Regions from separate parts of the Homo sapiens genome. Here region 2 is linked to region 1. A link is a contact called in ENCODE Hi-C or POLR2A ChIA-PET data. All regions are on one chromosome and are shown on one strand. Each heading gives the region's core, a stretch centred on a gene start or an enhancer-like site at or near the end of the contact. The rest is flanking DNA. Distances are from core to core; before and after follow the strand shown.

Region 1 (7,281 bases), core at 3,952-6,451:
ACTTTTCCAACTATTAAAATGTATTATAGTACTATAGTAATTGAAAAAGCTTCGTACAGGCAATGGAACACACAGTTCAGGAATAAACCTAAATATATAGATATATATATGGAAATTTAATAAAGAATGTATTTCAAATCCATGAGTAAAAAGAAGCTTATTTAATAAATAATGTATTAACTGAATTGTTTAAAAACAAACATAAAGCTGGTTCATTCACTCACTCCAAAACCAAAACAAATTTCAGAAAGATCTGAGATTTAAATGCAAAAGAAAAATAAAAACCCATTCAAGTACTCTGAGAAACATACTTAAAAAAAAAAATCTTGGGATTAAGAAAGACCTTTTAAAACATAACCTAAACCCCATAATCTATAAAGGAAAAGAATAATAAATTAGACTAAAGTTTTTAAAAAGCCCTTTATCCAGGCCGGGTGCGGTGGCTCACACCTGTAATCCTAGCACTTTGGGAGGCCAAGACAGGTGATTCACCTGAGGTCAGGAGTTCGAGACCAGCCTGGCCAACCCCATCTCCACTAAAAATACAAAAATTAGCTGGGCGTGGTGGCAGGTGCCTGTAATCCCAGCTACTCAGGAGGCTGAGGCAGGAGAATCACTTGAACCCAGGAGGTAGAGGTTGCAGTGAGCCAAGATGGGCCATTGCACTCCAGCCTGGGCTACGAGTGAAACTCCATCTCAAAAGGAAAAAAAAAAAAGCCCTTTATGAAGAAAAAGAACACCTTAAAGCGAAATCAACTGTCAAGTATTCCTATTGTGTTTCTGCTCAGCCATCTGCCACCCAGCATTCGTCTCCCCACCCCTGAAATAGAGTGCCACACTCAACTGTTGTTTCCCACCTTCATCTTTTCTTTCTTAAAATACATCCACAAAGGTATACCAGATAAAATAGAACACTACCAATACTTTTGAAACCCTTTGGGTAGTGTGTTGGTTAATTTTATGTACCAACTTGACTGGGCTAATGGGTACCCAGGTAGCTGGTTAAACATTATGTCTGGGTGTGTGAGGGCATTCCTGGAAGAGATTAGCATTTGTTTTTATTTTTTTGAGATGGAGTCTTGCTCTGTTGCCCAGGCTGGAGTGCAGTGGTGCAACCTTGGCTCACTGCAACCTCCGCCTCCTGGGTTCAAGCAATTCCTCTACCTCAGCCTCCCAAGCTGGGACTACAGGCGTGCACCACCATGCCCAGCTAATTTTTGTATTTTTAGTAGAGACGGGGTTTTGCTATGTTAGCCAGGTTGGTCTCAAACTTCTGACCTCAAGTGATCTGCCTGCCTCAGTCTCCCAAAGTGCTAGGATTACAGGCGTGAGCCACCACACCCAGCCAAGATTAGCATTTGAATGGATAGACTGAGTAAAGCAAATGGCCCTCCCCAATGTGGGTAGGTATTATCCAATCCATGGTGGGCCTGAAGAGAATAAAAAGGGGGAGGAAGGCTGCATTCACTCTCTGTCTGAATACTTGAGCTGGGCCATAGATCTTTCCCTGCTCTCAGTTCTCCCTGCTTTCAGGCCTTGAGACAGCATCTGTACCACCACCTCTTCAGCTCTCAGGGCTTCAAACTACTTCACTCATTTTCATGGGTCTCCAGCTTGCAGATGGTAGATTGTGGGACTTCTCAGTTTCCATAATGATGTGAGACAATACTTTATAATAAATATCTGTCTACTTGTTTCCTATTTATTTATCTGGAGGACTCTGAGTAATACAGGTATTCCAACACTCCAGGCTGCAGCCCTGCCAACTCACTCAGAACTCACTGGTCTCATATTTTGTGTTTGTCATCCTCTGCTTTTACTACAGGCTTACCATTCTATTTATGTATGCCTAACAATATACTCTTTAGGTTAGCCTGGTTTTTAGTGTTTATATTAATGGCATCAAGGATACATATTCTTCTGTGATTTACATTTTTCCCTCAAAATTACAACGTAAGATTTATCCAAGTTGATACATGCAGGTGTAGTTCATTTGTTTACATAACTGTATGGTGTTTCACTGTATACATTTATCATAACTGTCTACCCATTCTAGTACTGACAAACATTGGGTTGTTCCTAGATTTCTGTTATAATGAACAATGTAACCATGAAAATTCTTATTTGAGTCTTCTGGTGCACATGGGTAAGAGTTTCTCTGGGGGAATATTCCTAGCAGTGCAATTGCTGGGTAGTAGGATATGGACATGCCCCATTTTTCTAGGTAAGGCCATATTTTCCAAAGAGGTTATATCAATTTATACTCCCAAATTCTTGCCAAGATCTGATTTTTTTCAGACTTTAAGACTTCTAGCAGTCTCCTAGGTATAAACATGTATGTCCTTATAATTTTTATTTGCATCTCCTTAATTTCTGCTGAGCTGAGAGTTTTTCCATGCCTTTTGTCCAGCTCGTCTTTCCTTCCTAGGAAATGCTGCCACCTCATTCCTGCTTTCAGTCTGGCCCCAAAGTTAGATGAAAGAAGCATGTACCTACATTTTGTGATATACGATCTCATCATTTTCCATGTACCTTTCCTTTCAGTTAGCTAATGCCATTTGTGATGAGCCCTAGTGGCCTAGTTTCCTCTTTTCCATTAGAATCTTCTAACAGTTTAGCTTCTCACAGAGAAGGGACAGAGTACCTGTAACATGTGCAATGATAAAAAGTAGGATAGGTCAGTTGGGGGATGTGAGAGATGGGAACAAAATGCCCCTTGGTGGTCTGAGACTAGCAGAAAACTAACTAGGAGGATTAAAAAAAATGACAGTTGCCCCATTTCCAGGACCTCTGACATGATAAGAACTATACTAGTTATTTATGAGTATTATTTCAAATTCTTACAATAATTCTTTTTTAGTTTTTAAGACAAGGTCTCACTTTGTCACCCAGGCTGGAGTGCTGTGGCGCGATCACAGCTCACCACAGCCTCAACCTCCCGGGCTCAAGTGATCCGCGTAGATGGGATCATAGGTGTGTTGCCGCCATGCCTGGCTAATTTTTCTTTTTGTTTAGAGATGGGGTCCAACTCTGTTGCCCACGCTGGTTTTGAAATCCTGGGCTCAAGTAATCCTCCCACCTCGGCCTCCCAAAGTGCTGGAATTACAGATATGGGACACAATAATTCTTTAAGGTGTATATTATTATCCCTATTTTATGGATGAGGAAACTGAGGTTCAGAGGCCACAGAACACTTTGGAGTGCCCAAAGCAGAGCAGGTCAGCAGGAAGTCCTTTGGTTATTTATTATTACTATTTTGTTGTTGTTGTTGTTATTGCTTTTAAGACAGAGTCTTGCTCTGTCACCCAGGCTGGAGTGCAGTGGCGTGATCTTGGCTCACTGCAACCTCTGCCTCCTGGGTTAAAGTGATTCTCAGTCCTCAGCCTCCCCAGTAGCTGGGATTACAAGTGCCCACCACCACACCCAGCTAATTTTTGTAATTTTAGTAGAGATGGGGTTTTATCATGTTGGCCAGGCTGGTTTCCAACTCTTGACCTCAAGTGATCTGCCCACTTCAGCCTCCCAAAGTGTTGGTATTACAAGTGTGAGCCATCATGCCTGGCACTAGTCCTTTGCTTATTAATTGAGCAGAAAGCACCAATTTTAGGTGGAAAGCTGTATTTTGCATTGGGGATGTTTGCCATTTATGGGGTGTTGCCAATCTGTTATGTTGGTCACTGGGAAGGGACTGCCTTCCCATGGAGGGGAGCTAATACTGTATAGTGAAAAACTGCTTGATTAATAGTTAGGGTGGCTTACATCTGGCTCAGCTTTTCTCCCCTCATGTGAAGGACTTTGGAAGAAGCCCTCACTCACTGTACAGTAGAAAGGATTAGGGCAAGGCTCCCCCTGGAACTGCCAGTTTGTGCCTTAGTTTCATTACCTGTAAAACAGGGATAATGGTACCTATCTTGATGTATTAGTTTCCCTTGGCTGCTGAAACAAATTACCACGAACTTGCTGACTTAAACCATAAATTTATGCTCTCACAGTTCTGGAGGCCAGAAACCCAAAATCAGTTTCACTGGGCCCAAATCAGCATGCATTATAGGGCTGCCCCATGGGCTGGGCGTGAATCTGTCCTTGTCTCTGTTTATTTCAGGGATACATGTGCAGGATGTGAAGGTTTGTTACATAGGTAAATGTATGCCATGGTGGTTTGCTGCCCAGATCATCCCATCACCTAAGTATTAAGCCCAGCATCTATTAGCTATTCTTGATGCTCCCCGCTCCTCCACCCCCTCACCCCCAGTGTGTGCTTGTCTCTTTGTTTCTGGTGGCTGCTGGCATCCTTGGGTTGTGGCTGCCATACTCCAATCTCTGCCACCGTGGCTAAATCGTCTCTCTCAACCTCCCTTTTATGATTTGATGAGGATACTGTGATTCCATTTAGTGTTCGTCTTTCGAATCCAGGATAATCTTCATCTCAAAATCCTTAACTTAACCTGCAAAGACGCTGTTTCCATATAAAGTTACATTTAGAGGTTGCAGGGATTAGGGTCTGATATTATTGGGGGCCGTTATTCAGCCTATTACACTCAGGGTTGTTTTAAGGAGGAAATTTAATGCTGGCAGAGGGCTGAGCACAGCCCACTGACAGCAGAGAGCACTGAGCAAATAGACAAAAAAAGAGGTCTCTTACAATGCCTCCCTTATAGGGCTGCCGTAAAGTTCAAACAAAGCACAGGTATATCACTTATACGAGTAGAGGAGAGATTAAAGAATGAAGTAAAAACTGAGGTCTGTTAACAGCCCCTCTCCCGCCGCCAGGATTTGCACACCTTTCTCTGCAGGAAGCCTTGAACCCTCTCCACTCGCATTTCCACCACCTCCAGGCAAGATCTCCCACGTGGAGGCCCCACCCCCTCCCTGACGCGCCCCACTCTCGCCCCGCCCACCTGGTGGGCGTCCCCGGCCGTTAGCGCCCTGGAAGCATCCGGGACTTCAGGGTCAGTACATTACAATGCCTGACAAATCCTAGCCAGTTCTATCAAATTATATCTTTCTTACAGGCTTTTAAGCTATTAGTCTCATAAAGATACATTTAATCAGCGAGGTAATGGCATGATGAGTGTTTTTAGGTTAAAAAGAGAACAGGAACTGTTGCCAGCAGAATGGCGATATTCAAGACAACACGCACAAGAAGAGGCGGGTCCTACGCGCTTCGCTAGGGAAGCCCGGGTCAGCTCGCTGCGCAGGCGCAGTGAGTTCGACACACCATGCCGACTGTCAGCGTGAAGCGTGATCTGCTCTTCCAAGCCCTGGGCCGCACCTACAGTGAGTGGCGGCCCTATACGTTGGGCCCTACGCCTCTTCTCGGAGGCAGGGCCTCCCTCCAAAAGGGCAATGTGGCGACATTCATGCCTTCCTGAAGGTTTTGGCTCCGGGAGGCCGGGGTTTACGCGGGAAGGCCGATGATGGTGGCGGTCCGGCTGGGCTGTGGTAGCCTCGGAACCGGCATCGCAGCGGTGCCACTGCTTGTGCCCGGCTTGCCGTGTCATTCATTCAGCGATCTGCCATCGAGTGCCTACAGCGTGCCTGGCACCGACATCCAAGCCAGGGGATAGAACAGGAAGGAAACCCGGGGTTGCATCCCGAGCGTAGCCAGTTAATTGCAATAGCAGCGCTGTGGGAACTCAGTTTATAAGGGGGTAGGAGGAGAGATTTGTGCAGCGGGGTGGAGAACGGCATTCCACCTGTCTTCGTTTTATTAATGTTTCCTGAGCGCCTGTTATGTGTCAGGCACTGTTCTAAGAGCTTAGGACTAGAGCTGTGCACACGACACGTCAGGTCCACGTTCTGTCTGATGGAGGCAGACAATTAACCAGCACGTTAATAAAATGATTTCGGATAATGTTAAATGCCATCAAGGAAAGAAAAGGTGTTGTGCCAAGAACAACTTTAGATAGGGTGGTAACATTTGATCTGAGACCTGAATGGGGAGTATTAAATGGGTGTAGACTTCATTCTACATTTCATCTTTTAATCAGTTCTAAAAACACAACCATTGAAAAAAAGGAGGGAGATATTAAATGCAGTTATCAGTTACCTCACAGCCGTAGCAGCTGCCCCACCCTATTTTTTTTTTTATTTTTATTTTTTGAGACGGAGTCTGCACTCCCAGGCTGGAGTGCAGTGGCGCGATCTCGGCTGACAGCAACCTCCGTCTCCCTGTTCAAGCAATTTTCTGCCTCAGCCTCCCGAGTAGCTGGGATTACAGGCGTCCGCCATCGCGCCCGAGTAATTTTTTTGTATTTTTAGAGAGACCAGGTTTCACCATCTTGGCCAGGCTGGTCTTAAACTCCTGACCTCGTGATCCACCTGCCGCGGCCTCCCAAAATGCTGGGATTACAGGCGTGAGCCACCGCGCCCGGCCCCCACCCCATAATTTTTAGCTTGTATAAAGGCTGGACCAACTGGTTCGTGAGAGCTGTTTTTTTTGTTTTTAGGGCTCAGTGTGTTAACAAAGGCCTAATTGGTTTAATGACAGCCACCGCTTCCCAGAATAAGATTACTGTTACAGTGAAAATAAAGCTGGCTTTTAAGAATCTTTCCTAAGTGTGTACTTTTAGATAGTACCTATTCTCTATGTGATATTCTTCGTAAGTTCTGCCATAAGTCCCTGAAAGTAAAGGAAATACAAGGGTATTGTATTACTCTTACCCTTTGTACTTGGCTCTAATCGCCTAATCGCTTTATTTTATAATGAGCTTATTTATATTTCTTACCTGCCCTTCTAAACCATATTCTCACTAATGGGATGTGGTACAGGTTAATAATTCCTTATCCAAAATGCTTGAGACCAGAAGCGTCTTGGATTTTGGATTTTGGGATATTTGCATATACATAATGAGATATTTTGGGGGTGGGACCAAGTCTAAACATGAAATTGATTTATATTTCACATATACCTTATATGCATAGCCTGAAGTTAATTTTATGGAATACTTTAAATAATTTTTTTTTGCATGAAACAAGGTTTTGACTGTGTTTTTGACAAGTCACATGGAGTCAGGTGTGGAATTTTCCACTTGTGACATCATGTCTGCACTTTAAGGTTTTGGGTTTTGGAGCATGTCAGATTTCAGATTTTTGGATTGGGAATGCTCAGTCTGTATACCTGAATTGCCTAAGATGGTAGGTGGCAAATATTTGTTCAAAACATCTATAATCAGTTCCCATCCCAGTCTCCATTTCTAGGGAGGTAAGAAATAATCCAGATTTTTAAAAATGGTGAGATTTATAACCTATTTACTATCATCTGATGTTTTAACATATTCT
Region 2 (7,281 bases), core at 1,368-3,867, 440 kb before region 1:
GAAGTTCATCTTAATCTATCTTTGTGGAGGTTTAAATACAAGGCAATTTTTGAATAATCATTCTGCTGTAGAGTCATTCCTGTTAGTAACACTTCTAAAATTTTTCATATGCAGGAAGATAAACTTGGCACGAAAACCATCCGATACACCTCTAACATTAGGCCTTTTTAAGTAGAACATATTTCTGTTTCCTGATTGCAACATGTTTCTATCATCACCCTCAAAATAATTTTCACACTTTTTCTCTCACTTGAAATAAAAATTTCAGTGTGAAATTTCTCTCCCGTCTTCAATGTCATTATGTTAGCAGTTTCTCAGTCTTTGTAAGTCTTTCTGGAACACCATTTTCTCCTCAAACAGGAAGTATGAGAGCCAAAAATAATCTTTCCTTTTAGCCTAGTAGCTCTCCAGTAACTGTTGTTGGAAGCTTTAATAAAAGACAGTATTAGCAGCCAGGTCACTCTAAACTGGTACCACACAGAAGGCACCTTTTAATGTTTTTTTAATGTCAATCTCTCAGACAGATGTCCTTCAGCCTGTGCGGAAACTGTATTTCCACAGGGAGTAGGCGTGGCTCTGCCACTGGCATCAAACAGGGTGCTGCAGGATGTAGCTGACAGGCTCACATGGTGAGAATCAGCCAGGCACCGCCATGCACATGGTGTCCACCACCTTCCTAAATCCTGCAGTGCAGTAGGGGCCAGGGAATGTATCTGTTCTCTATTCAAAGGCCACAAAGCCAAGAACTCCTAAAGTTCTTGCATCAGAATCACCAGTCTCTAACTCAGCTGGGCATTCTGTCTTGACCATACCTGGCAAGGAATCGCAGCATCTTTTGGAAATTCATCTCCCTGTGGTTCACAGTAAGGAGACTGGGGTTTGAAACTTGATCCTGCCACTTACCAGCAGAGGGTGTCATTCCCACTCACCTCCACAGGATCCTACACTCCTTATTGACCACAGCCTCTGCTTTCTTTTAGGGCTCTTCCCCTCCCCCACCAAGCATATGGTCTGGGCAGGGCTCTCCCCAAGCCTAAGCCAATCAGCACACCTGCATCGAACCGGCCACAGGGACTGTTTCTGGGAGAGATCCTGGTATAAAGCAGTCAGGTCTGAGCAAGTCAGAATATTTTGCAAGAGCTACTCGAAAAAGCATGCTATTTCCTGCTGGATTTGAATCTGTAGCTGATGCTGGAGACCAACTTGTCACAGTTTGACTGGGACTTTGTTGGCTTTAAAACTGAAAGTCCCATGTCTGGGGAACCCCCTAACTCCTGGGCAAACTAGAGCAGTTGGTCAGCCCCAGGTGATGTGAGGGCTGGAGTTGCTGCAGCCACATGGTTAGCACTGGAAATCTGACAATGAAACCAGCACAAAGGAAACAGAGCTGATAGGTGGAGAGAAGAAGCCAGTTCCTGGTCACATCTTCAAACTCCTTGTTCTCTTTTTTGCTTAACCCAGGTTAAGCTGGATTTCCTGACACTTGTAACAAAATGTGTGCTCACCAGTAGATCAGTTGTGTGATATTGCACAAGTCTCTTAATCTCGCTGAGCCTCAGTTACTGCCTCTGTAAAACTGGAATAATACTTTCTGAAGATTAAATGAGAACAGTATCAAGTCTCTGCTTCAAGGCCCAGCATGAAGAAACTGCCCAGTAAGTTCTGTTTCCTTCCACTTTATAAGCTAGAGCACTGATAAACTCTAGACAGTGAGGGCTGGAAAGGAAATAGAGATGCACTTGCTCTGATTGCTCATTATATAGATAAGGGAAACTGAGGCACTGTTGAAAAGTGACTTAACTGAAGCTTTTCAGCAAGTGACAAGGTCAGAACTAGAAACAGGCCCGCTGAGTTTGGACTAGTGCTCTTTCTACCACATCATGAACCGAAATCTGGTTTCCTCTTCTGGGAATACCAGTCTGTTGATGCACAGAGGATGAATCTTTCACAAGCCAAGGAGATGCCACTCAAATGTGATGATAGTGGCACATCTGGGGCAGAGCCAGCAGCTTGACCAGAGCAACAAGAGCTCGCCTGCCCGATCTGTGTCACTGGCATCGGTCCAGTGTCCTCATGGTATTCCACCAATACCAACATGGTGTTGGTATCAATAACCAATTTGTCATTGCAAGATTCAGAAGCTAACTTTAGACTTTGCTTTCTTCTCAGGCAAGTAAAATTCATTGGCAAAATGAGGCTCCCAGCTGTATTTATAAATGTCTTTCCCAAAGCAAATGAGACTAGGGGGAGGAAAAAGAAATAAAGAGGAGAGAATGTGAAAATCCTACACCAAGCTGGATTGGGAGTGGGGGTGGGGAAGTCACCTGAGGCAGATGCTCCAGTGCTTAGCTGGTCTGCTATCTCCTTCCCAGTTAGGAAGCATAGCCAGGAGCTTACCAGGGCATGGGGAGGTGGAGCCACCTCTCTGCTCTACTGGTGATTTATTTGCTATGTCCACAGCCTCCTCTGTTACAAACTGGACTGGTTTTACTCTAAGCTGACTTGAGATCATAAAAGGAATATTCTCCTTGACTGCCACATGTTTGGGAGGGAGACTGGGACTGAGTGGCCAAATGATTCCCCCAGAACTACTGGGCGTGAGGCCAGCTGCTTCAAAAACTCTTGGAGGAATGTACAGTACTGAAATGAAAAAAAATGTTCCTCTCTGTAGACTAGTGCTGTGGTCACTGTGTGTCCAGAGCCAGAGCGGGTGCTTATGCCGGTGATGCACCTAAATGTGCCTAGAAGGCTCTCGAGGGCATTTCACAAGACGATGTGTCTGGAACATTACACATGTAGATAAATGTAAGTTTCGTGTGTTTAAGCTTTCATTTCACCACATTTCTCAACCCTACAAGATCTGAACCAATTGAGAGGTAGAAAGAAGAATAAGATCATAGTCCAAGTTTTGGCTTTATCATTGATAAAGCAGGATTTGATGTCATAGCTTAAGCCCAAAGGCAAAAGAAAGTCCCTTCTCCTCATCCTCCACCTAGCTAAGCCTCCTGACCCAGGGAGGGGCGGGACAGCTGGGGACTTGGCTGCCCTTGCTCTCACCCTGTAAGGCACAGATCTGCCTTGGTGAACTTTCTGTAAGGAGAAGGGATAAGAGGAGGCAAGTGGGCAGGTGGCTCTGAAGGAAAGAATCCAAAGGTCTGAGCATGATGGATGGCATGATCGCCTTTTCCCATCCCAGCAGCCAGATAAACCATGCCTTATCCCAGGGAAGGAAGAAGAGAGTCACGGGAGAAGTGCACAAGGAGTTTGCCCACTGCTTTGTCAAGCTCTTGAATGGCATTGTCCTTGGAGTTCAAAAAGCTGAACCACCTTACAGGTAAAACTGCCTCCTCATCAGTGTCCTAGTTTCTTCTGAAGATAAGCTCCCTAAAAAGGGCTCTCTAATGAAACCCCCTTATTCCAAAGTCCAAATGAAAGCAAAGGGTTTTACAGCAAACCTCTCATACCATTTCATATGCCTCTGCCACATTCTTTAATTTTTGTGAGTTCAAAATAAACAAACAAAAAACTTAATTTGAAAAACTTAAAGATTAGCAGCCTTGTTTCAAACTACCCAATGGCCAGCCCAACCCAGACACCAAGAATCACAGGAGAGGCCGATGAACTCAGTCATTGAGACCCCTGTTGGGCCTAGTTCAGGCACAGACTCAGGGAAACTATGGGGCTTAATTAAGCTTCGGAGCCCCTCACCCACTCATGCAGGGAGGATCTAGCAATGTATTCACATGGTGGTAGATTGTTGTAACATTTGCAGAGGTAAGCTAATTTAACCCCAATGTGTTAATACCATTGATTATTTCCTCTCCACTCCAATGTTTCCTCTGTCACACTTCCCTTCACATTGGATAGCACTGGAGTAGCCAAAGAAATTTTGGGATTTGGCTAAGGAAAAATAGATTTAGTAATACACTGGTTTCGGTTTAGCAATAATATATGCATGTACTTTATAGTCACTTTTGTATGTAGTTGTTATTGTTAACTGCTGTAGAGTAGAAATAACTTTCAGAAGTATTTTTAAGTTCTTTTTAATTGGAATTTTTATTGAGATAATAGTAGTTGTAAGAAATATACAGAGATTCCTTGTGCACTTTTCCAGCTTCCCTAGTGATAACATGTTGCAAAACAATCGCTCAATATCACAACCAGATATTAATTTTGACCAAATTCATTTACATTGAGATTTTCCAGTTTTACTTTGTGTGTGTGTGTGTGTGTGCGTGTGTGTTGAGTGCCATCAATTTTTGTCACCCGTGTAGAGAGGTGTACCTATTACCACAGCCAACTTGCTGCACAATCTAACACCACGCCACCCTCTAGAACAACACCGGATTCCCTCCCCCTAGCTTCCCCTCTCCTTAACCCCAGGCAACCATTAATATGCTCTTCATCTCTAAAATTTTGTCACTTCAAAAATGTTATATAAATGAAACCATACAGTATGTAATCTTTGGGTATTGGCTTTTTTTCAGCATAATTCCCATGACATTCACTCAAGTTGTGCGTATCAATAGTTTATTCTTTTTCATAGCTGAGTAGAGTTCCATGGTGTGGATGTAGCACCGTTTATTTAGTCATAGACCTATTGAGGGGCATCTGAGCTCGTTCCAGCTGCTACAAACATTCACGTGCTGGCTTTTGTGTGAACACATGTTTTCATTTCTCTGGGATAAATATAAAAGGCTGCAATTGTTGGGTTGTACGGTAGCCACATGTTCTGGTTTTTTTCAGAAAAGAAAAAACAACCTGCCAAGCTGTTTTCCAGAGTGTCTGTACCCTTTGGCATTCCCACCAGCAATGTGTGAGTGTGCCAGTTCCTCTGCATCCTCACCATCATTTTTGGTGTTGTCACTATTCTTTATTTCAGCCATTCTTATAGACATATAGCGATATGTCATTGCAGTGTTAATTTGTATTTCCCTAATAGCCAATTATGTTGAATATCTTTCTAAGTGCTTATTTGCCATCTGTCTATTTTCTTCAGTGAGATGTCTATTATGTTTCTTGTTGATTTTTAAATTAAAGTTTTTTACTGTTGAGTTTTGAGAGTTACTTCTATGTTCTTGATGCCAATCCCTTATCAGATGCATGCTTTGCAAGTATATTCTCTGTCTATGTCTTTTCATCCTCTTCACATGGAATTTACAGGGCAAAGGTTTTAATTTTGAGAAGTTGAGAATTTATCAGCTTTTCTTTCTGTAGAACATGCTTTTAGTGCCAAAACCAGGGTGGCTGTACCCTTCGACATTTACAGGGGTAATCTGAATCCCCACCAACCAGCATGATATGAATGTACAAGGCAAGAGGTCATAGGGCAACATGAACATGTCTCAAGCCACCCGCACTGGAGGTAAGTGCGTATCCAGAATAAGGAGTTTTGAAATGTATGGTCTCAGAAGCTAGTCTTTAGAAAATTCTTATAACAATCAGCCGTGCAAAATTGTGAATACAAGATGTAGTTTTCATAAGGTATAGTAAAATTAGTAAATATGATTTAAAATAAAAATAAAAATTGGTGAACCATAAAAGAAGACAGACTGAATTCTCTTTCTATTATTTTTATGGATCATATTATAAAAGTATTACTATGTAAAGAGATCAAAGAAAATATAACCCAAAAAAGTATATACAAAGAAAAGTTTTATGGCCTTATAAAGAGCGATTAAGTAGTAAAAGAGATTGTTATGTGTCTTAGTCTTGGTGATGTTTGGGTTATTGTCAGGTGTTTAAAATTTATAATTTGTTATGATTTCTTATTCTACTTCTATGTTCAAGTTTGTACCAACTATTATTTTCTTCTTAATAAAGTTGGGTCCCCAAATTAAATAAACTTCAGGCACCACCCTGGCCAGGTGTTACTTTTTTAGTTGCCCAGATCATGAGGTTTCCTGTTGTGTGTGTCCCAAAGGAGGGGCCCCAGTGACCAGACCATGGAGAGAGGGGGCGAGGTGGTCCAGGGACATCCAGCAGGCTCAGAAGAGCCGCTGTAGCTATTTACCACCAAGTGTGGAAGTATTTCAAGGATGTAACTGGTATGCCCCTGCTGATGAGGTCTTGCTAAATATAAGCCCTGCCCCTTGTGTTTATGTAAATGCCTTGTTGGGGTAGCAGAATCCAGGCAAGAAACCAAAAGCTTTCCATGACAGGCAATTCTTGAGAAAAATAATAAACTTGCCCCTGAAGTGTTCATCAGAACCTTACAGGAAAAAGACAAATACTATACTTGAACGTCAGTGGCCTAGAATAGATAACAATAGGAACATCATAAATCACTAACAGACATTAAACCAAAAGGTTCCAGCTACTATTTCATTTTTCCCAAGACTCCTGTGTCAGGCATGCTACAAACTAGAGATGAATTCCTGACCCTCCGGGCTCTCTCTGAGGGCTGTCTGTGTCCCACCACTCTAAGCCCCTGGATAGGCTGCAGAAAGGACCAAAGGTGAAACAAATCAATTCAACTACAATAAACAATTGCCGTCAGGCTTTGGGGTGGGGGCTTTCTCCATTTAGTTCACTTAAGCCACTGTGTATACAAGTTCCTCAGGACAGCCATAGCTTTCACTTCTTTCTAGAAATGAGAGCTAAAAATGACCCACAAGCCAGACACGGTGGCTCACACCTATAATCCCAGCACTTTGGGAGGCTGAGATGGGCGGATCACCTGAGGTCAGGAGTTCGAGACCAACCTGGCCAGCGTGGTGAAGCCCTGTCTCTACTAAAAATAAAAAATTAGCCAGGCGTGATGGTATGTGCCTGTAACCCTAGCTATCTGGGAGACTGAGGCAGGAGAATCACTTGAACCCGGGAGGCAGAGGTTGCAGTGAGCCGAGATTGTGCCATTGCACTCCAGCCTGGGTGACAGAGTGAGACTGCCTCAAAAAAATAAATAAATGAAAATAAAATAAATAAACAGCCCACAGAATTCAAGACTTTCATAGAGCAGTTTGACAACCACCAATCGAAAGAAAATTACATTTAGCTAAAAGGCAAACATTACCAATGAATGACACTGAGAAAACTGGGTAACACAGTTTAACTTCTTGCCTCAGTGTCCCCATCACCTAACCATGATGCTGTTTGAATTACACTGCAGCCATACCCTCCATCTTCTTTGAAGTTCTTCGGATGCAAAGTCAAGATGGAATCCCAGTTCTGCCAAGCACTTGTCATGTGGCATTGGACAAGCCCTCTCCCCATGTATAGCCAGGCTTGGTGGTTAGTGATCTCTCCCTTGAAATGTGAGTCTATTATGGCTTGAAGGAG

Evidence for each region. A loop is a pair of places that touch in the nucleus more often than their neighbours do. ChIA-PET counts read pairs that join two places held with the same protein, here RNA polymerase II (POLR2A). Pooled maps may share reads with other maps.
Region 2: a pooled map shows a loop between it and region 1 (3-fold over the local background). The contact joins the enhancer-like site here to the promoter of FARSB in region 1. A Hi-C loop is called at or near these places in 2 of 50 pooled maps. POLR2A ChIA-PET finds 5 or more read pairs at or near these places in 2 of 52 experiments (H1 and WTC11).

The regions. Positions count from the first base shown.
Region 1 is chr2:222,654,012-222,661,292 of GRCh38, reverse strand. FARSB (phenylalanyl-tRNA synthetase subunit beta) reads left to right here and starts at 5,201. Exons shown (of 17, transcript NM_005687.5): 1 at 5,201-5,277. The coding sequence starts at 5,220. LOC124907985 (a long non-coding RNA gene) reads right to left here and starts at 4,860. Exons shown (of 2, transcript XR_007088095.1): 1 at 4,782-4,860. RefSeq lists a silencer at 4,778-4,974 and an enhancer at 5,091-5,140.
Region 2 is chr2:223,095,552-223,102,832 of GRCh38, reverse strand. All of the region lies in intron 1 of LOC124907986 (a long non-coding RNA gene), which reads right to left. Among named protein-coding and RNA genes, the nearest start is that of KCNE4, 47 kb to the right of the region's middle. Within about 2 kb of position 2,617, at least 6 of the 41 ENCODE cell types and tissues checked have a DNase peak (open chromatin) inside an H3K27ac peak, as active enhancers do.